Linked DNA regions of Mus musculus: region 1 is linked to region 2. The links are chromatin loops, found by intact Hi-C in ENCODE. Cell type or tissue: heart. All regions are shown on one strand. Links, peaks and the distances in the headings refer to the core of each region. The heading gives the core; the rest is flanking DNA. Region 1 holds the start of Gm41960 (a long non-coding RNA gene). Region 2 overlaps Crb1 (crumbs family member 1, photoreceptor morphogenesis associated).

Region 1 (10,740 bases), core at 1,715-9,714, 100 kb before region 2:
GACAGGACTGTGAAGCCAAGGCCAGTATGAACTTCATAGTGAGTCTGTCTTAGAAATGTTACATATGTTATTAGAATCTCAATTCTGTTTCATCTGCTTATGTCAGAACTGTTTCTCTCAACTCTCCCACTCCACCCACCACCCCACCCTACCCTGCCCTTGAGCTAAGCCGCACTTGGCCTGGTTAACATTGTTTGCCATCTAGTGATCACAGTGGTAACTGCACACTTACCAGGCTCCTCGGCTTTGGCCATTTTAGTCTGATGTGCTTCCCAGAAGGCATTGCAGGGAAGATAGCATTCAACTAGCCTGAATTGGCTTCTTGAGTTCTCCTCGGACATTCAGTTGTGTGGTTCTGTGACTTAGTCCTTTCCTGTGAGATGGTGTGTGTTTTCTTTTCTTTAAACAGTTCCTGTCTGCATCAGTCTTGTTTATCTCATTCAGTATCTACACAGGGTCAGGTCTAGGAAGAGAAAGAACCACTCACAGTTCCTTCCATACTGATAGACATTCTTTTTCAATAGCGTAGCATTTCCCCACCGTCCTATCGAGGAACCCTCAACCTTGTGGATTTTCACACACACTCAGTGTGCACTTTACATTTTCACGAAAGCTGACTTGTATTTTATAACTATACATGTTCAAATTTAGATTGAGATTTGTGATGTACAGTTCTAAGTCTCATTTTTAATTTTTTTTCTAAGTGATAGAAGCTTTGCTGCCTTATATTCTTTTTAAATATTTCTTTTCAATTTTTAATCATGTGTCTGTGTGCAGTAGTTTGTGTGAGGGTATGTAAATGAAATCAGAAGTATCAGTAGCGACTAGAATTAAAAGTAGTTGTAAGACACCCAATATTGGTACTGGGAAATGAACTCAAGTCCTCTGCCAAAACAATATATGCTCTTAACCACAAAGTGATGCAGCCCCTATTTTACCCCCCCAAGGTGTATCTTTCCTGTGTAATACCTCCATCCTAGAAGAAGTGGTAACTGCCCACCTGTATGTAACCCTGAGGTGTTTATTTCCTGTTTGCAATAGGTTTATTCCATAGAGGAAATATTTTTATTATTGTATTTGTACCATGAAAACAGTGAAATGCATAATAGTTGGTGTTTACTGCATGTTTGTGGAATGAAGAAGTGCTAAGAACTAAAAGAAAAGAGATGCACCCTTACCTTGAAGCTCCGACTTCAAGTAAGCTGCCAGAAGAAGACAGTTGAGCCCAGGGCCTCTGTGCTGCCCTCTGTCTGGGACTGTGAATCTGGTATTGGTTCTTCCCTGCCACCCTTGCCCACATTCTCACCCCCTCATTCTCCTGCTAAATCAATGGTGCCTCTAGGTAACACCAGGTTACGTAGTCCAGCTGACTTTTTAATAAGTGTGTGCCACCTAGTGATCAAAAGAATAACTGCAAATGTTGGTGGCCCCGAAAGTAGCATGAGTGCCATGATAACAAACGTCTCGTGTTCCCCTGACTACCCCAGTGGAGGGAAGCTGTATGTGTGCTTACTCCTTCTCACCATCTTCTTAACACATGGCCTTCCGGAGCCCAGGGAATAGAGAGTTCCTTTGGGCTCAATGATTGTTAGGTCAAATTCTTACGAAGTGCTCTCTCAGCAGGGATAGCTTAGTAGGAGCTAATTTGAGTCACACCTTTTGTGCTTGTTGGTGTGACTATTGGAGTTTGTTTAGTTTTTATTTACTAGACTAACATCCATAAGGACACAAAGCTCTGTTCTTGCTAGTTCTTGTGCCTCAGCACATAGCCTAATGCGTGGCACAAAAAGATGGCCCTCCATTCTTCTCTGAGGTTATGAATGGGCCTCAGGGCACAGAAGAGGCTGATATCAGCCGGTTAAATACTCAGCACAACTGCGCTGGATGGTCTTATGTCAGCTTGACACAAACTGAAGTCAGCAGGGAGGAGGGAGCCCGAAGTAAGAAAATGCACCCATGAGATCAGGCTGTAGGCAAGCTTGTAGGGCATTTTCATAGTTAGTGATTGACGGGGGAGGGCCTATCACATTGTGGGTGGTGTCATCTCTGGGCGGGTAGCCCTGGGTTCTATTAAAAAGCAGACTGAGCGTTCCATGAGGAGCAAGGCCGTAAAGCAGCAGCCCTTCCTGGCCTCTGCATCAGCTCCTGCCTCCAGCTTCCTGCTCTGTTTGAGTTCCTGTGCTGATTTCCTTCAGTGATGGATGGTGATATGGAAGTGTAGGCCAAATAAACCCTTTCATGCCCAACTTGCTTTGGTCACGATGTTTCATCACAGCAACCCTAAGACAAGAACCTACCTGCTATATATGCAAATATTTATTTCTTCAGGAAATATCAACTGCATGCTTTGGAGGAAGGATAAGCCTATATTAAAGAGTAAAATCATGTACATATTTTATTTAGGTTATTAAGTGTTGTTTTGCTTTCAGTTGCTGTGATAAACCAAAAGCAACTTGGGGAGCAAATGGTTTATCTCCACTTACAGGTAACAGTCCTCATAGTGGAAGCCAAGGCAGGAGCCTGGGGCGGGACCATGGAGGGATGCTGCTTACTGACTGGTTCCACGTCCACCTGCCCAGGGGTGACAGACCCACAATGGGCAGAGCCTCCTGCATCAATTAACAATTAAGAAATTTCCCCCTGAGACATGCCCACAGGCTAATGTGAAGAAGGCAGTTCTTCTGTCCCTCCTTCCCACATGTGTCAAGTTGACAGTCAAGGTTAGTCATCACATGAAGAGATGAGGGCACCAATGAGACAAGACAACAAACAATCCAGGGGACAGCACATAGACAGCAAGAAGCACGAGCGGCCCACAGTGCAGATGCCACCTGTAGCTCCAGTGTCTCCACTGGACGTAGGTTAACATCTACAAAAAAGGAAAATGATTATTAGTTCATTTTATGTGTTTCTAAAATTCTTTTGTGAATATCTTTCATAAAGTACACTAGTTAGTAGCATCTCTGTGAAAATTAATAGAGGCCTGGTAGGTAGGAAGTGTGAAATAACACTCAGATTTTCTGATGAAGTTCTTTTCATGACTTAAGTATTACGTAGATTGTACAGAGTTTGGGTGAAATACTGGAGAGCCCTGAGGCAGGCAGGCAGCTACAGGATGAAAGTGTCTTGGAGCAGCCAGGATCTGCAGCGCAACCGATGACAGCGCTTCCTCTGCTGTTGCTGTCCCTGTTCTGCATGCTGTATGTGACTTGGAGAAACTATCCAGCATCTCTGGTCGTACCTCAGCTTATTGTGGCGATCACTAGGCTCTGAAATGGTAAATGGAAAGAACCTAACCTTGTGTGTATGTGAGAGGCCTCTACAAAGAACTTAGCAAATATATTGCTATGTACTTACTGCTCAATATTCTTATCTTCGTAAATAGTGACGATATTAACAAATAGCAGCCAAGTTAAGCACATTTTACTTTCCTCGTAGTTTGCTTATTTTGTTTTAAATTTTAATTGTTTTATTAGAAAGTTGCATATGTAGAGTTCATTGTACTGACAGTGCAGTATTGTATTAATTTGTTTTTGTTGTTGTTTTTGTTGTTATTGTTGTTGTTGTTTTGGGAAAGAGAGTAAGATTAATTTTCCCTCCCAGAACGAATGTTGTGGTCGATAGTTTCGTTCCTAGATAATTCTGAGAACTTTTGTCCAACTGAAGAAACTTCAGTTTATGTGGCAAACTGACATGGTCTTAGCCCCTCAGTACTTCCTCATCCTCAGACTCCTGGGGGACTCGCTACACAATTCAGTCACAGGTCACAGTGTTTATCCTGTGTGTCTGTCCCTCGTTGCTTCACCTTAGGAGCATTGGCACCAAGGAGTGAGCAGGTGGGGCTCTCTAGAGATCCCAGAGACTTATTTATTCTGTAGTGCAGCCCAGGGAGACATCTGTGGGCTTGGAGACAAGCAGGTCCTCCTTTAGGGGATGTGGCCAAGGGCAAAGCCAAGGCTAAAGTTCCCCACCCAGAAGGATGGTATACGATTTTGAGCACCATGACAACAAGTTTTCACCTCTGAATGCCATTACCCACTTGAAAAACCCAAAGCCCTTTTCTGAGGTTATGTCCGAGAAGACATGGGCCTGCTTCCATGGGTAAAAGGATGATGATGTAAAAATTATAACCTTATTTTTGAAGCACTGGACCATGTATAATAATAAAGAGAACATTTTAGAAATCTTCAGATATTCTTTATATAGCTTTAGCTATAGCAGTGATGAGCTCAAGGCCAGTCACCAATACCGGATTATTTTTAAGGAAAAACCTAACCATGAATCTTTTAACCTATGCCTTTCTTAAGATGTGTGTCTTGAAGATAAGTGCTTTTAAGCCAAAGTTCAACAATGGGGTATTTTGAACACTAATAATAACTGGTGGTTTAAAATGTACTAAATATATATAAGCCATGACAATATTAAAAATAACCTCATCTTGTCATCAATTTAGAGACTGCTGGGGCAGTGGCTCATTACTCTTGGAAATAAAAGAGCACACCAACAACTTCTATGCTCTTTTTGTTCTGTATTATATCTTAATATAGTGCTAAATAGTAAAGGGTTTTTTATATTTATATTTATATTTTTTTAATAAAATTTTAAAAATATAAAAGGAATACTCTATAAAATAACTCTAATAAAAAATGGACCTCCCAGTGGTCATGACAGGTGAATGGAACCAAGTGAGTGGCTAGGCAAGCCACACCCAGAGCCATGTTAACAAAATTGAACATCACATGCCTACCACTGTGTACTATAAGACTGCACATTGCCACCGTGGCTTGTGCTCGCCAGAAACAGGCATCAGTCAGCTGAAAATGGAGTCTGGACCGCCACATAAACTGCCAGTTTTCAGGAAATGAGGGTGGGCTACCATGTTTCAGTCATGGCTGGTGCAAAGGAAAGGGGACACTGAAGGAGACTGGGGACATGGCACTACAGGCAGCACTGACCTGTGTAATTCTGACCCACAAATTAAATGTATGGAGATAGTCTATATGGTGTAAAAGATTAAAGGTAACTTCATTTGTAGATGTCACAATTTTTAAATTGTGTTAAAAAGACATCTTGGAGCTAGGAAGATGCTTCAGCAGCTAAAAGCTCTTCGTGGATGGCTCAGGTTTGGATCTCCAAAACTTCAAGGAAGCTCACAACAGTCTGTAACTCTAGTTCCAGGGATCTGACACCCTCCTCTGGCCTCTGCAGGCACCAGGCATGCAGCAGTACACATACATACATACTTACATACATACATACATACATACATACATACATACATACATACACTCATACACATAAGACAAAATAAATCTTTAAAAACAAATATTTGTTAAAAATACCTAGGGCTGGCAAGACAGCTGAGCAGGTAAAGGTAGTTGCTGCCAAGGCTGATGATCTGAGTTCAGTTCCAAGGACCGTCATAGTAGAAGGACAGAACCAACTCCCGCAGGTTGTCATCTGATTTCCACATGTTTACTGTGGAATGCATGTGCATAATAACAGATCAGCCAATCAACATGAACATTTTACATTTTAGAACGTCTAATGAATGCATAATATAGCATTTTCAGGTACAAATGATAAATCGTTATTTGAAGATCTTGCTCTTGAGAGTGAATTCCTCGGATCGAGCACTGAGACCATCTGAAAATGTCACAAATGCAGGAACTTGGGCCCCAACACTCCAGAAGCTCTGGAGATCCAGAGTCTGCATCTTTGCAACATTATAAACCACGTAGGAGATGTGATGGACAACTCTCGATGGTTCTTTTAAAAATGTGATAGTTGCCTTGTGGATGCATGGTGTGACTGTTCACCTATATATCTATTTCCAGCTACTACTGGAGAAGCTAGGAAGTGTTGATTCTTTTTAAAATGCTGCTTTGTTCTTTTTCTCCTTGTTCTAATTTGTCAGGTTATTGGATGACATTCAAAGCTTTGAAAACATATGTCTAAGTATTTGTTATAAAAAATTACATTGTTCCTTTAAAATTATTAAAGAGACATATTTCAAATCAGTAACTCAACTTATTGTCAACTTTTCTCTCCAGACACACTTGAAAAGGCCTCATAAGAGCCTAGATGGTACCCTGTATGATGATGATGATGATGACGATGACATTGAACGGGCAAGCAAGTGAGTCCAGCACTGCGGGACCCTGTGCAGTGGCATGGTCTTTAGGCACTAGTAAAGTTCATGTTTGCTCCCTCTCAATGTTCACCAACAAACAGAAATGGCACTCCTTTCACCGCCGTGAGGAATGAGGCTTAGGACAGGGGCAGGGCATGATAGACTTGAAATGTCGTGTTCTTGGGAAGCAGAGTTATATTCAGAGGTGTCCAAGGAGTGGGAAAGATGACAGATGAACACTAGGTCAGGTTGTCACCCCACACTGAGAGGGACAGGTGACATGGGGACAGTGGTAACAGTCCAGTGAGCCAGGGGAGGGCTTAAGGTGAAGGCACCATCACAGGAAGGAAGGAGGTTTAGAACTGTTTCTTGATACAAAGAATGGAGAATTGTATAAACTTCATTTTTTTAAGCAATTTTAAGATACATAGTAATAAAATGGACATCCTACATATGAAATAAACCTGTCTACATAGGAGAATATTTATTCTTCTCCAAAACAAATAAGAAAAGGACAACCATATAGAATATGAATGCTGCAAATATTCTAAGTGTTCAATCTAACGTTTCTAGGAAATCCCCAAATCCTATAGCGTGAGACAGATGGAGCCGGCTTCAGATTACTGAGCCATGACATTGTGTTTATTGCTCTAATGTGTGTACTTAAGTCTTTTAGTATTTGAAGTGGATGTATGCATAACTGTGGAGACTTTGACTAATTTTTATTTCTCTCCTTTGTCCCTGCCTGTCCTTCAACCCTCTCTTTCCTCTTTCTCATTTCTTCCTTTTCTCCCAGTCTTGTGTCTCCCTCTCTTTTCCTCCCCTTTTCCTTCCTCTAAACCTCCCTCCCTCCTTTCCTCCTCTTAACCCTTCCCTCTCCTTTCCCTGGTTTCTTTCTGGAACCCAGACTAGCCTCACACGTGCAATCCTCCTGCCTCAGCCTCCAGGCTGCTGGGATTAAAAGTCAACATCACCCTCACCTCCAGTTGTGACCTTGTTGTTGTTTTGCTGGCGTTTGTTGTTTAGCAAGTGAGTTGAGACTCCGCCTGTGCCGACTGCCCTACCTTGTGTCTCCTTTCAGGATATCTTCTGAAGACGGGGAAGAAACCCGTGCTTATTTCTACGAAAGCGATGACTCCGTTGAAGCCCAGGTGAAGGCTCCTTACTCAGGGGAGATGGACTTACTGGGTGAGATCCTGGACACGCTGAGCACGCACAGCTCTGATCAAGGAAAGCTGGCGCCTGCCAAGAGCCTGGATTTCTTCAGATCCATGGATGACATTGATTACAAGCCTACGGTTAGTTGAGACACAGAATTAAATGGAAACCCTCTTGCCCTTGCTATGGTTGCCCAATCAGATAAGTAAACTTAGTTTATAGAAGCATTTTTACCTCTAGGTAAGTACAGAAACGTCAAACTGTGGTAAAAAGTGTACATCGTACATCGTACGGATTACTTCTGCAGCTCACACTGCTGCTGCAGTCACTGCTCTGGTGCTACCCAGTGATGCCCCTTTCTGGGCATAGTGACGTCTAGTTTAGCATTCACCCTTGTGAAAACATTTTTATGTGAAACATTCCTATTTTTATAAAAACTCCTGAGCTTTAAAAAAACACTGTAATTAATATGTCTTAAAAATATTTTTTCTATTTTCTTGTTTGAAAAGTGAACAGTTTTAAATGAACTAAAGTGCTTCAAAATAAACCTTTATGTGCAGTGGGACCCCATTCTGACTGGAGAACAGGACGTTCTATGTGGATTTGACTGTGACAGGTGACAATCTAAACACATTGAAACCAGAGTTTGTGGAGTCCCCACCCGACACCCATCATTCCTCTTCATGGGGCAGGCAGGAACTGTCAGGATTCAGTCAGTGCTCCCCTACCCCTGGGGTGGGGCTCAGGCCCCTGCTGAAGCATGGTGACCTTGCTTGCAAAGCAGACACCACTAAAGAATCACTGCCATTTTATTGTAAGTATTCTGAAGTTGTAATTCCCTTCCCAGAACAAGTCCAACGCTCCCAGTGAGAATAACCTGGCCCTGCTGTGTGCTTCTGGAGACCAGGGAGAGTGGAATCTCGGGCAGGACGACAGCGCCCTCCATGGCAGGCAACTCCCTCCATCCCCAAGGAAACGCGTTTCCTCTGGTGGGCTGACAGAGTCTCTGTTTATCCTGAAAGAGGAGAGCAGGGAGAAGCCCCTCTGTGCTGACAGCGTAAGTGGCCCTACTGTGGTGGGAAAGCCAGCTCCGACTTCAGGACTGCGTTCCCAGCCTGCTGCTCCTGAAGCTTCCCAAACAGAGAGAGGAAGAGCAGAAGTGAAGCAAACACCAGGTCAGGCTCCACTTCAGTCAGAGGATCTGTCGGTGCCCGGCCCCGGGAGCCGCCAGTCGACTTTTGTTCCCTGGGAGAAGGCTGGCAAAGAGGACACGAAGCCTTCAAAGGATGTCGGACTTCTCCAAGAAGTAGTGTCATTGTGTCACATGTCATGTGACTTCCAACAAGATTTAAACATTTCAGAAGAAAGCAGAAGTGGAAACCAAACTTAGGTACCAGTAGTGGGTCAGTTGCTTGCCTCTTGGCTTCTCCGGAGGCATGTGGAATTCCTTCCCTGAGATGGGAACAGTAGAGTCACTGATAGGAATGGCGACCCCTACTGCAGTCTAGTTGGTTTCCCTGTCTGTTCATCTCATGGATCTGTATTACCTGTTGGTTTCCCAGCGTAAAACGAATTCTGCTGTGCTGTTAAATCAGGTACTAACTTGTACATAGGCTGAAAGTGTGTTTTGAATTTAAGCTTTCCCAGTATTTGGTGCTTAATGCTGTTTGTTTTATTTAAACTAAGTGTGCGTATATAACCCCACATATCGCCAGTAGTTACTGTACTAACCTGGCTGAGCATGAACTGATCAAGATGTCAAAACTGATGGAAAATAGCCTGACACTGATGAAACTGTTAACCCACTAATTGCCTTAATCTTCCAGTTATGCTAAACATACAGATGACGCGTGATGCAAAGCTTGAAAGAGGAGTTATCTTGTCCTGCAGAGCAGTGATGCCTTTTTCTACCATGAACTAAGCTCACCATTCTTTTCCAGTTTCAATGCACTCTAGCAGAAATAATTTGCTTTTTATGAAGACATGTAGCCATGTTTTCCAAGCAACGTGAATGTGTATATTTACCTTTCAGTGAACTATATTAAGTGCTGACTTACAATGTGAAGTTAAAAGCTTCTGCTTACAAAGAAGCCCCTCAATGGTCGATCTCATGTATGTGTTAACCATGGTTCACCGCCCGAAAGCCAAATGCCCTGCAGAGTCCAGATAGGCTGTTGTCCTCTTCTCTTAACTGACGTGCTGTGAAGATGCTCATAGCCTTACCTTGTGTTTGCTTTTTTAAAGAATTAACTTTGTATTTTAAATGTTCTTCTAGATTTGTAGAAAAAATGCAAAGATGGTACTGAGTTGCTCTCTGCCCTGGACCCTGTCTCTGCTGTTGTTAGCATCCTATGTTAGTGTGCTGCATTTGCCCTATCATTGACTCGCTGTGTGGTAGTCAGAGCTCTGACTGTTCCCTGCTGTCCCCTTTCTGTTCCCTTATCGCCTCAGCGTTCTAGAGTATGTTCTACGATCATGTCTTCTGAGGTTCCTCCTCACCCTGGGACTTCACTTTCTTAGTTTGATGGCTTTGAAGTTATCAGGAATATTGTTCAGATGTCCAGCTCCTGTACTGTATATAGTATTTTTCTCCTTATTACACCGAGGTTATCCAGCTTTGAGGGAGGAGATCACAGAAGAAAAGTGCCGTTTTCAGCATCTGAAGGGGTGTGCTGCAAGCATATGCCATGTTGTGTTGACTTTGAACACCTGCTGGGGTTCTCTATTCTGAGTGTGTCCCCTGCAGGCAAGCAGGAGGGGTGCAGGCAAAGAAGAGAGGAAGGGCAGGCACAATAGAATTATTTAGGGCAGAGAAGTATCAAAATGCATCCTTTGTGATTCTCCGTGGATCCTGCCTCCCTCATGATTACTCTAGCTTTGGAGCACACCTGAGAGCACATGCAGATCCCTAGATGTGCAGGTAGTGTGTTTGAACACGCCATGGTTCTAGTCTATACATCCTCAAGTGTGATGATTACTTTTCAAAAATTGTCTTTTTTTAGTGAAAAAAAAAAGTTTGCAAAACCATTGAAGAATTCCAGTAAGGCCATACTCTAAAGTATTTACTTAAAGAATATAATTTTAGCTAGAATTTTAGGAGGTTTATTTAACATAGTCCTTAAAATATTTACACAGGTCTTTTTTTTTTTTTTTTTTGGTATTAAGTGCTTTATTCAGTCAGCTATGTCACTAGACCATGAATACACTTTCTTAAAACTGAAAAATTAAAAGTTAAACAGTATAAGCTAGTACAGTTGTTCCTGGTTGCCTTCCAGAAGTTAAAGGTAACTGCATTGCTGAAGATATCATGGACTTCAAACCCAGGACTGTGTTCTGGCCTAAAAGCCTCTTCCCTGGGGACTAGCTTTCATAATACTGTAAGAAACTATAAAAACTTCTCAGAGATGGAAGCATCCACTACTACACTGTTTGACACACACAGGTCATTT
Region 2 (10,740 bases), core at 1,794-9,793:
GAAAAGACAGAGTACTCTATGCAATGCAAAATGGCGATAAAGAAGATACCAGGCTAAAGGAAAACAATCCTGGCTGATTTGGGATTTGCTAGTATTGACTTGAAGTCGCTATCAAACATGTGAGCTCCCATTTCAGATTAGTGGTGTTCAAACAGATGTTCACCAGCTACCAGACATCTATGAGGAACTCCGTTGTCCTTCAGAGAGCCATGTGGGGTCTGAGGACTGCCTATCCTACTCAATACACACCGGTTGATGGTACATTTATTCTCCACTGGGTAGAAACTCTTCAGGTCAATATCAGATTGCCAGAATTATTTGAGATCTATCAACAGGAAACTCAAATGAAATCTGGCTATATAACAACAGCTTTTATTGGCTCATATAAAAAATAAGTTCAAGGAAAGACAGTTGTTTAACCTCAAATTCAACATTCAGAACAGCTATAGCAACTCATTGTCCCCAGCCACACTAATCAGAGCTTCATTACCACCCAAGCGTGTTAAAGAAATCTTTTTTTTTCTTTCTGTTTTGTTTTGCTTGTTTTAAGGTAGAAAGAGAAAGCACATGGTAATTGGATAAATATATGAGTTTGTGTGGACTTGCAAAGCTAGAGTGCTTCTAGAATAAGGATAAATCTATCTCCTTTGTCCATCTCTAATGTTCCATAAAAGAAAGGAGATATAACTCCAAAAAGCTAAAGGGGGGAAAAAAGCTAAAATTGAATTTACAAAGGAACACACAGAAACTTTTAGAATGCATGAAAACTTGGTTTCTAGGAAAATAAAGAGAAAAAATAGGAAAAGAAAATGGCCAGATAACAGACAAGAGGATGAGGTTAAAGACTGCGGGAGGAAAGAAGACACTGGACATGATGAGGCACCATTCAAGCAAGCTCTGATGCAGCGCTGTACTAATCTACACTGGAGGTGTAAGTGTCATACAACCTGACTAAAACCTACGACCTGGGAGAAATGTGTACAATGCTTAGTGCAAGAGAATCCTCAGGCTAAATGTCCTCAGTGTTTTCCCCCTGGCTATAATGCAATTAATAGTTTAAAAATTATATCAATGTTTAAAAGCAAAATCAAAAATTGCCCCAGAGTTTAATCTAGAGAACAGAAGGACTAGAGAACAGAAATTAGACCTTAAAAGTTGAAATATTTCTGAGAGAAATGAAAAGGATTGAATAGAATTAATACTAAAAGATAATAGAATTGTATTTTCTTTCTGAATTAATTCATTGTGATCAGTTTAATTTGCACGCTTGTTTAAATCACTCCACAAAATAGAATAAAGCTCATAATTATGACAGTCATTCTTAAAAAGTGTAAAACCAAAAGTTTTGAAACATCTGTTCCCCAAGTGATGACTCCATTAACAAAGACTGTGCTGCCCACAGAGAGCTGAGAACTTAGGAAAAGCTTGGTGAGGTTTTTAACTTAAGGGTAGAAGACCCAAGATGATATGCTTTCACTTTCATTTTCATAATAAAAGAAACCGGTTAAATGTTTTTTTTTAAAGAACTTCCTTGTCAAAGTTATGTAAGTGGACTAATTCATGGAATATCAAGCATTAATAGAGATAAAAATCCACAAGCAGATAAAAAAAGATGTAGACCTAAAAATATAATCCAACAAGGCAGAGAACAAAAAGAATAAGCAAGGTTAAACTCACCAGCAATGGGCAGGGGCTTTAAAAATGTTTTGTAAGCACTGAGTTCAAAACTAGAAGAAGGTGGCAATATGTCTGGTAAACATAAAACTCTAGGATAGAAATGGTTATCTTAGGCAAAGTAGACAATGGAAAGTTTGGAATAAGAAGAAACTTATCTTGACAAAACTTCAAGATAAAGATAGGACTTTGATTGCTGACAATTGGATGGACCATAGCTTGAGGAAAATGAATACAATCCTTCCTGATAATAGTATATCCAAATTGAAGCTGTAAGGAAGAATATCTTTTGAGTGAATCAGAAGAGACAAATGTGTGTAACAGGCATTAGCTAAACTTTGACAGGCTTTGTTCAACTGAAAAATAAATTTCCTGGAGAATTCCTAATTACTAATCTGCTTTCTTGTGTGGATTCTAAATTCACAGTGCTGTGCAACATAAAAGCCACAGTTAGAAACTTGGATATTCTCTAAAGTAGACATAAAAGAAACCCAAAAACTCTGGGGAGAAATCTTTTAAGCCCAGGCAACAAATAGGTCCAACAAAAATTTCAAGGGATAAGAGATCACGCTAAAAATGAATCAATAAATAAGAAGCAAAGAATTGTGATTGTGAACTGAGAATAAGAGATGTAAAAATTTACAATGATAGTGGATTATTTAAGAAAACTGAAAATATAAATGGATCTTAAAATGGGAGAGGTCAAAGATTTTAAAATAATTAAAGGGGTAGAACCTTTTAGAAACATAACTGGCATAAGAATCCCACTGCGAATTAAATAATGGACTGGACACAGATCACAGTTACTGGAAGGGAGAATCTGACTTGAGCTCCATGTGTAGCAAGCAGAAACAGGAAGGAAATTGCAGCTCAGGATCACAGAAGATAAAGGACAAAGAGCATTGCCATCTAACCATCTACAAGAGCAGCCAATAAAAAAAGATAAAGGAGATTTTGAAAGATGAAATGGCCAAGAATTTCCCAATATTGATGAACATTTAAGTTTTAGACTTAGAGAACCTGATAGGCATAGTGACTATGATCTTTCCTAAGAAAAATTTAAACTTCTTAAGGAGAGAAAATGTAGTATTTTTTATTTAGACAGAAAAATTACTTACAATTATGCAGTAGAAAATGAGTTCATAATAGTAACATCTTGAAAGTTAGAAAATGAAGAAGAATATTTGAATACATACACATTTAATTAACAAAATGAATAGAGTAACATAACATACATGACTATTATTTATTAATTTTTATGTATATAAATTTAATATCCATATGTGTAAACTTAATAAAATGAATTAAACAAAGCATGTGTATTTATTTATAAATACTGTAAATACAATAAATTTCTACCAAAACATTTAAATGCAATGATTATAATTCTGAATATCAATGAAATATTAGGGGAAGGAGAAAATGAATCTCTTGTTCACTGTTGGTGAGAAAGTAAGTTGAATGGCTAATGTGGTAGTTCCCTGAAAAATTAAAAATAGAAGTGGGGGAGGTGGCTTAGTGGGTAAAATTCCTTGCCTCTCAAGTCTGGTGACCTTTCATCTGTCCCTGAAGCTCATGATAAAATGGAGAACCAAGTCCAAAAAGTTTTTCTGACCTTCACATGTATACTAAAGTGTACATGTGTGTATACACATATATACACACACACACACTTAATAATAAATGAAAAGCATGATTATCATATGTAAAGTTATGAGTGATATTTGAGTTTCTTCCTTGTTACTTGGTATCCAATTTTCAAACTTCCTGGGTTCTCCAAAGCTGTAATGTTTTGGAAGATAAAGGGTTGACTCGGAACTAGTAACTTTAGGATGGAGAAAGCTCACTAGAATGCTTAAGGTAGAACAGAATACGAAGGCACCCAGCTTGTGTTTACAGTTGATGACTTGTTTGCTGGTAAGGCAAAATGCCCACACCTTCCGGGGTCACATAGTTATCGTTTGCTGATCACTGTAGTATAGGAACAGAGAAAAGGTCTATTGTGGGTTTTTGTTTTGTTTTGTTTTTTGTTTTTTTCTTTTGTTTTTGTTTTTGTTTTTTCGAGACAGGGTTTCTCTTTATAGCTCTGGCTGTCCTGGAGCTCACTTTGTAGACCAGGCTGGCCTTGAACTGAGAAATCTGCCTGCCTCTGCCTTCCGAGTGCTGGGATTAAAGGCGTGTGCCACCACGCCTGGCTGTTTTTTTGTTTTTTGTTTTGCCTTAAAATCCAACAATCCCTCTTCTCTCTAGACAACGCAATGAGAAAAAGCATGGTTTTTAAGAGTTGGGAAGTTTGGGGTGTCACTCAATGGTTTAGTGCTTGCCTTTCAGTTTTGTGGAACAGAAGGAACAAAAGAGATGGGGAAGAGAGGTATTTTTTACATCAGGGTTAATGACTGCATCATCTGTAATAGGGAAAATATGGGAGCAATCCAAATGTCCACTGATGGATAGATAAATTTCATATATGTGTATGTGTGCATTCTAGCTAATATTAATCTTTAAAAAGGGACATTTTGTCACATAGTACAGTATGGATCAATCCTGATGCTATTATGCTAAAAGAAACAAAGCAGCCACACAATCAAATGATAAATACTATATGATTTCCCCTATATAAGGTCCATAAGTAACTTGGCAGAGCCAGAGGAGAATAGTGCTTTCCTGGAGATGAGGAAAGGGAGGAATGTGCAGACTCTCAGCTGTGCTAGATGAAGATCTTGGACGATTGGCCATACAATATGAGCAGGCCTAACGTTACTGAATGGTACAATTACTGGCTAAGAAGTTAAATCTTATATGTATTTAACAGGACAATTTAAAAAGATAAAAGATGAGAAAACCCATTTTCAAACATGCAACAGGTAATGCCTCAAAGTTGGATTATTCCTGAGCTATAAACACGATTTGCTACTAGATTTGACAATAGCACATATCAGTACATATAACAACAACAACGTAATCCTTTTAGTAGATGTTAAGAATCATTGACATGGAATTTGGTCCCATTTCTAGAAAACGAAATTCTCTCAAAATAAATAGTGGTCTCAATACTCAGCCTTCTTGATAGAGGGCATCTGTTTCTTTCCAATGTGTTCTTGCTGATGATGGGCAGGAACCTAACACGGGTTCTTTATCCTGACATGCAATCCCATTTACGTGCACCCTGAGAGCTGGTCAATTTTGTAAGTGTGTAATAAAACTGCTAACATGGAAAAAAGCTATCTGCACACTAAATGTAACATTAAAAGGTTTTCTGCAACATTAAAAGCTGAGTCACTTTCCTATTAGAATATTATTAGATCATTTTGCCCCTCTCACAAGGTAAGCACATGTGAAGATGAGAAAATGGAGTCTTGGTACAGTCAAGTCCATACATCTGCTAAGTGGTAGAACCCTCGCTGTGTTCTTTGTGGATTCCACCTTGGTCATGAGACATCAAGACGCTCCAAGCTTTTTTTTTTTTTTTTTAATTACGTATTTTCCTCAATTACATTTCCAATGCTAGCCCAAAAGTCCCCCATGCCCTCCCCCCCACTCCCCTACCCACCCATTCCCACTTTTTGGCCCTGGCATTCCCCTGTACTGGGGCATATAAAGTTTGCAAGTCCAATGGGCCTCTCTTTCCAGTGATGGCCGACTAGGCCATCTTTTGATACATAGGCAGCTAGAGTCAAGAGCTCCGGGGTACTGGTTAGTTCATAATGTTGTTGCACCTGCAGGGTTACAGATCTCTTTAGCTCCTTGGATACTTTCTCTAGCTCCTCCATTGGGAGCCCTGTGATCCATCCAATAGCTGACTGTGAGCATCCACTTATGTGTTTGCTAGGCTCCGGCCTAGTCTCACAAGAGACAGCAAGCTTTATCAAACTAGATATTATACTTCATAAAACAGTGTGGAGGATGTAAAAATAAATGGTTATAATATGCTATGTGATAAAAGCAGGAGGCTTTTCAGTTTCAACATGTGCATGTGTATGGGAATGGGAAAGATGCATGCAGAGAGAAATTAATAAAGACGGGGTGGGGGGCGGGGAGGGAGGAATGGAAGAAAGATACATTGCAATTCTGGGGCTCAAAACAGTATTACTTTTCTTTGTGCTTTCTGCAGTTTCTACATTTTCAACAGTGATATTTACTGTGTTTTATATAATAGTATAATGTATATTATATGTAAAATGTAAACACAGGGCTTCTTAGTCTCTGAGATAGAAAAGAAGTGAATGCCGGGTGTGTAGCTAAGAAATCTTGTATATGAAAATGGGCAGTGGTTTTATTGTCTTCATGGTTCACGCTTTGGAGTAAAAAGGCAGATTACACTCTGTAGATAACACTGAAATTTCAAAGGTTCAGGTGCTTGGGGGCTATGTTTTTGGGTATATCTTTGTTTATTTCTTCATTCTGAACATGTTTTTTTGCTTATGCTCAAATTCTCTTGACCCTTTATGAAGAGAAGGCTCCGAAGGATCTACCGCCATCTAGCGGTGATTCTAGTTACCTGCATAGCTTTTATTCCTTGCTTAGTAATTAGTCTACTGGATAGCAATAGCCGTTTGCTTATTTATTATGTAGCAGAAGTTTCACTGAACCGTCTGCTTTATTCACTTTATACTCATACATTGTAGACAAATTTTATCAGTTCACCATTTTTTTCCCATTTACTGGAACTAATAACATGTTTCTAACTAGTAAACCATGACAAAAGCAAGCAGACTCCACATCTGTGTTTGTGCCACACAGACCACAACTCCTGAGAATATGCTCTGATGACTTTTCTCACATTGCTTTTTTTGGAAAACATTTCTTAAGGAATTCAAACATTCCCTCAAACTCACCAAAGGGCTTTGAAGTGGAACTTGCTGGTGACACCTGCAGAGAATCCCACAGTCATGGCTACTCCTTTATCTCAGCTACTCAAATCATGGTGAGGTGGAGAACACAGCTAAGCCAAGTCCCACAGAAACTGTGAGAGAGACACTAACTGCCATTTTAAGCTGAAGTGTTTTGGGACACACTGTTATAAAGAATGTATACATAGAAGTAAGTATAAGAAAAATGGCATAGTAACCTCTATTCTACAGACCCATTAATAATCGAATCAAGCATATAGAGTGGTAGGCAGAAAGGTCAGAGTTTAAACTCAGATGTTTGTTTTCCAAAACTGTATTCTTACCATCTCTGCATGCCTTTCATCTTGCTTAAACATTTACCATGAGCCACAACTGAAAAAGCTCTAGGGCTACAAATAGAAAAGCAAATCAAAATGATTCTGAGATTCTACTGTGCACCCATCAGAATGGCTAAGATCAAAAACGCAAGGCACAGCACACGCTGGCGAGGCTGTGGAGCAAGGGAAATGCTCCTCTTCTACTGGTGGGAGTGCAAACTTATACAGCTATTCTGAAATTAATTTTGTGGTTTCTCAGAAAATTGGAAGTAGTTCTACCTCAAGACCCAGCTATACCACTCCCGGGCGTATACCCAAAAGATGCTCCAGCATCCCACAAGGCTGCTTGCTCACCTATGCTTATGATAGCCTTGTTCATAATAGCCAGAGACTGAGAATAACCCAGATGTCCCTCAACTGAAGAATGGATAAATAAAATGTGGTTCATTTACTAAATGGAACACTACTCAGCCATTAAAAACAAGGATATGAACTTCACAGGCAAATAGAAAATATCGTCCTGAGTGAGGTAACCCCCAAAGGACACGCTTTGTATGTACTCACGTATAAGTGAATATTAGCCATAAAACACAAGATGACCATATTATAATCAAATAGACCCAAGGAAGCCAAAAAACAAGGAGGGCCCAAAGATGGATGGTTGAATCTATTTCAGAAGGGGGAAAAATAGATATTGGAGGTCAATGGGAGGAGGGAACTGGTTAGGAGAGAAGATGGAGAGCAGAGCACAGCAGGGATGGCCTGGATCAGAAGTGGGGAAAGCAGTGGAGAGAGAAGGGAAAGCAGTGTTGGGAGTAGGGAGGAATCTCTAGGATATGTGGGAAACTGGGATTGGTAGGCGCCACAGAGGGTATTTGGGGGCAACTCTAGCTGAGACTCCTAGCAGTGGGGGGACATGGATCCGAAAGTGCCCACTTCCTCTAGCCAGACAGGACTCCCAATAGAGGGATTTGGAGAGTAAATCACCCACAAAACCTTTGACACAAAATGTGTCCTGCCTACAAGAAGGGAAGAGACAAAGACAGAGCAGAGAATGAGGGAATAGCTAACCAATAACTGCCCAAATTGAGACTCATTACATGGGCAAGAACCAAATTTCTGACACTATTAATGATATTATGTTATGCTTACATTCAGGAACTCAGCATAACTGTCCTCTGAGAGGCCCCACCCAGCAGCCAAGGGAAAGAGAGGCAGAGACCCACAGCCAAACATTAGATGGAGCTCCGGGAGTCTTGTGGAAAAGTTGGGGGAAGGATTGAAGGACCTGAAGGGGACAGAGACTGCACAGGAAGACCTTCAGAGTTAACTAATCTGGACCCTTGGGGGGTTCCCAGAGACTGAATCACCAAGCAAAGACAAGCACGAGCTGGACCTAGGACCCCTGCACATACGTAGCAGATGAGCAGCTTGGTCTTCATGTGGGTCCCCAACAACTAGAGCAGGGACCGACCGTCCCTGAGTCTATTGCCTGCCTGCCTGTGGATCCCGTAAAGGTCCCTCTTGTTTGGCCTCAGTGGAAGAGGATGTGCTTAGTCCTTCAGTGACTTAATGTGCGGGGTGTGTGTGTGTGTGTGTGTGTGTGTGTGTGTGTGTGTGTGCGTGTAGTGTTGGGGGCTAACACGCAGAGGGGAGCTCCCTCTTTGCAAAGGAAAAGATGAAAGTGGAATGGGGGAGGGATCTGCATCAGGGCGCACTGGGAGGTGAGGGGTGCTGATATTGGGATAAAAAGTGAATAAATAAATTTAATAAAAAAGCCTAATGGTTGTATGATATTTGAAAACTTGTTGGCTTGAGGTCCTAACATAGTAAGAGCCTTCAATGGAATAATGCATAATTATCAAGTATAATATATTGTTCAAGGTAAAGACATTATGGAAACTTAAAAGAATATAGAGTATATAACACTGATAATTTTCTCTACAATGTTGGTTTGAACATATATTTTATGGTCTTACCTCTTTTGTTTACATTTTTTTCCTTACAAGCTTTTTACTCCAGAACTTTTAAATATATTCAAAATCAACTAAAATCCAGACAATACTGGATCTCAAAGCTTAGAAAAATCATGTTAAAGGAAAACTTTGTCCATATAAATAGATTTTTATCATATGTTATCATATCTACTTTCTGCCATGTCCTGAAAGGATCTCCTTTACCAAAGGGTCAAAGCATAGTGGTTCTGCACACTGGCTCCTGGGTCAGTGTAGACCATCACCTGACACAGATGTGTATTGTCTTAGAATTGTGAAGACAAAAATTGACAACACAGAGGGGGTTCTACCACTTAGCAGATGTATGGACTTGGCTGTACCAAGACTCCATTTTCTCATGTTTTAAAATACATTAATGGACAATGATGAAATGAAAGAATGGTTTTACTAGATACTGTTACACTTGTTTTAAAATTATTTCAATGCTAGTTTTGTATTATTTTAGGTTTTTCTGTGTTCACTTTTAATAACATGTGGTCTTAATTTTATAAAATTATTTCAATAGGGTTAAATAATTTTCATACATAAAAATGACTACTTTTTATGCAAATGAACAAGCATTTAAGAATATATGTCAATGGTACTTGATGACTTTAGAATACTTACAATTCAAAGCAGATTTGACAGCATTTCTAAGAAAACACGGGTATATATTAATAATAATGTTTACCTTAATGATGATGCCATCAAAAAGAAAACATGATTCATAAGGCTTAAAATTAATTTCCAATTTCCCAAGGAGAAAGAAGCTGATGAGGATTTGAACTCAGTCTGTTACAGAAACATCTGGCTTGTTCCTTTGAGAGACTTTGCCTCACTGATGTCCTTTATCAAAGATCCTGAACAAATATAAGTAGATTTTAAAGGTCTATTTTACTTTGATACATAAAAATATTTATTATACACATGTAGATATTTAAAATACTTAGTATATAATCATCATCAGTTATTTGAACTAAAAGATCAGCATAAAGGCAAAGTTTTAAACATAAATTAAATTTATTTAATGGCCAAGCATGGAGGGTTATGCCTTAAATCACAGCACTTAAGAAAAAAAGATAAAAGAAACAAAGAAGTCAGATCAATAGCTAACTGTTAGGATAATTTGAGATCAATCAAAAGAAAACCTAAATGTAATCTGCTATATAATAACAGCCTTTATTACATATAAGGAATAAGTCCACAGAAAGACATTTCTAGGGCTTTTGGATATGCACCCAACAGCCTCTGGAGAGGGGCTAAAGTGACCTGGGGTAAACCAAGGAAGATTTTTAATTAGAACAGGATAAGTGACTCATTCATGGGAGGGTGAAGTGGATGTTAGTCCTACCAGTTCAGAATAAGATCTTGACCACATTTTTTGATCCAAATTTGAAGCAAGCTTTAATTAAAAACTGAGCAGGATGATGGACTTTGGCTAGGCCCATTCTATAGTTTACAGAAAATGGTAACGAGTCACATTTTGCAGAGGTTTATAAAGGCAAACCCATAAGGCATTGTATTTCCCATCAGGTCCAATGAAGAGCAAGCTGAAGTCTTCATTTTATCTCCAAAATAGGCCATTACTCTTATGCTGACTTGTTGAAGTCAAGATATATAACTGGCCACAATCTCTCATAGTTCATTCAGGAATTCTTCCCTTGCTCCCTGTACATATTCTCTTTTAAAAGCTCTTCCAAGGCCCTCACCTGATACCTAGTTTGGATTATTAACACTTCTCTATATTATCTCACAACCCGGTAACCTTCCTTCAGGTTCTGTTTTACAAATCTTGCTTCTAACTTATACTAAGTAAGCATTTTCAAATGCAGTATACATGTTTTAAAATCAATATTAGTTGGGTATCATGACACAGACCTGAAATTCCAGCAACTGGTAAGGTGA

What was found. A loop is a pair of places that touch in the nucleus more often than their neighbours do. Peaks named below come from ENCODE experiments on the same cell type or tissue, not always from the same donor. Only the 100,000 strongest peaks of a DNase experiment are listed, where the experiment ranks them.
Region 1: it touches region 2 in a loop (3-fold over the local background); 13 of 42 quality-filtered maps call a loop at or near these places.

What each region holds. Positions count from the first base shown.
Region 1 is chr1:139,161,618-139,172,357 of GRCm38, forward strand. It overlaps Dennd1b (DENN/MADD domain containing 1B), which reads left to right. Exons shown (of 22, transcript NM_001166501.1): 20 at 6,054-6,139; 21 at 7,215-7,431; 22 at 8,139-10,740. The coding sequence ends at 8,681. Gm41960 (a long non-coding RNA gene) reads right to left here and starts at 6,055. Exons shown (of 2, transcript XR_878582.3): 1 at 5,343-6,055; 2 at 2,301-3,269. In heart, for the core only: no CTCF peak of the experiment used is centred there; no DNase peak of the experiment used is centred there.
Region 2 is chr1:139,261,881-139,272,620 of GRCm38, forward strand. The region is part of intron 5 of Crb1 (crumbs family member 1, photoreceptor morphogenesis associated); the gene reads right to left. Among named protein-coding and RNA genes, the nearest start is that of Gm41960, 100 kb to the left of the region's middle. In heart, for the core only: a CTCF peak has its summit at 6,154 (motif pointing left); no DNase peak of the experiment used is centred there.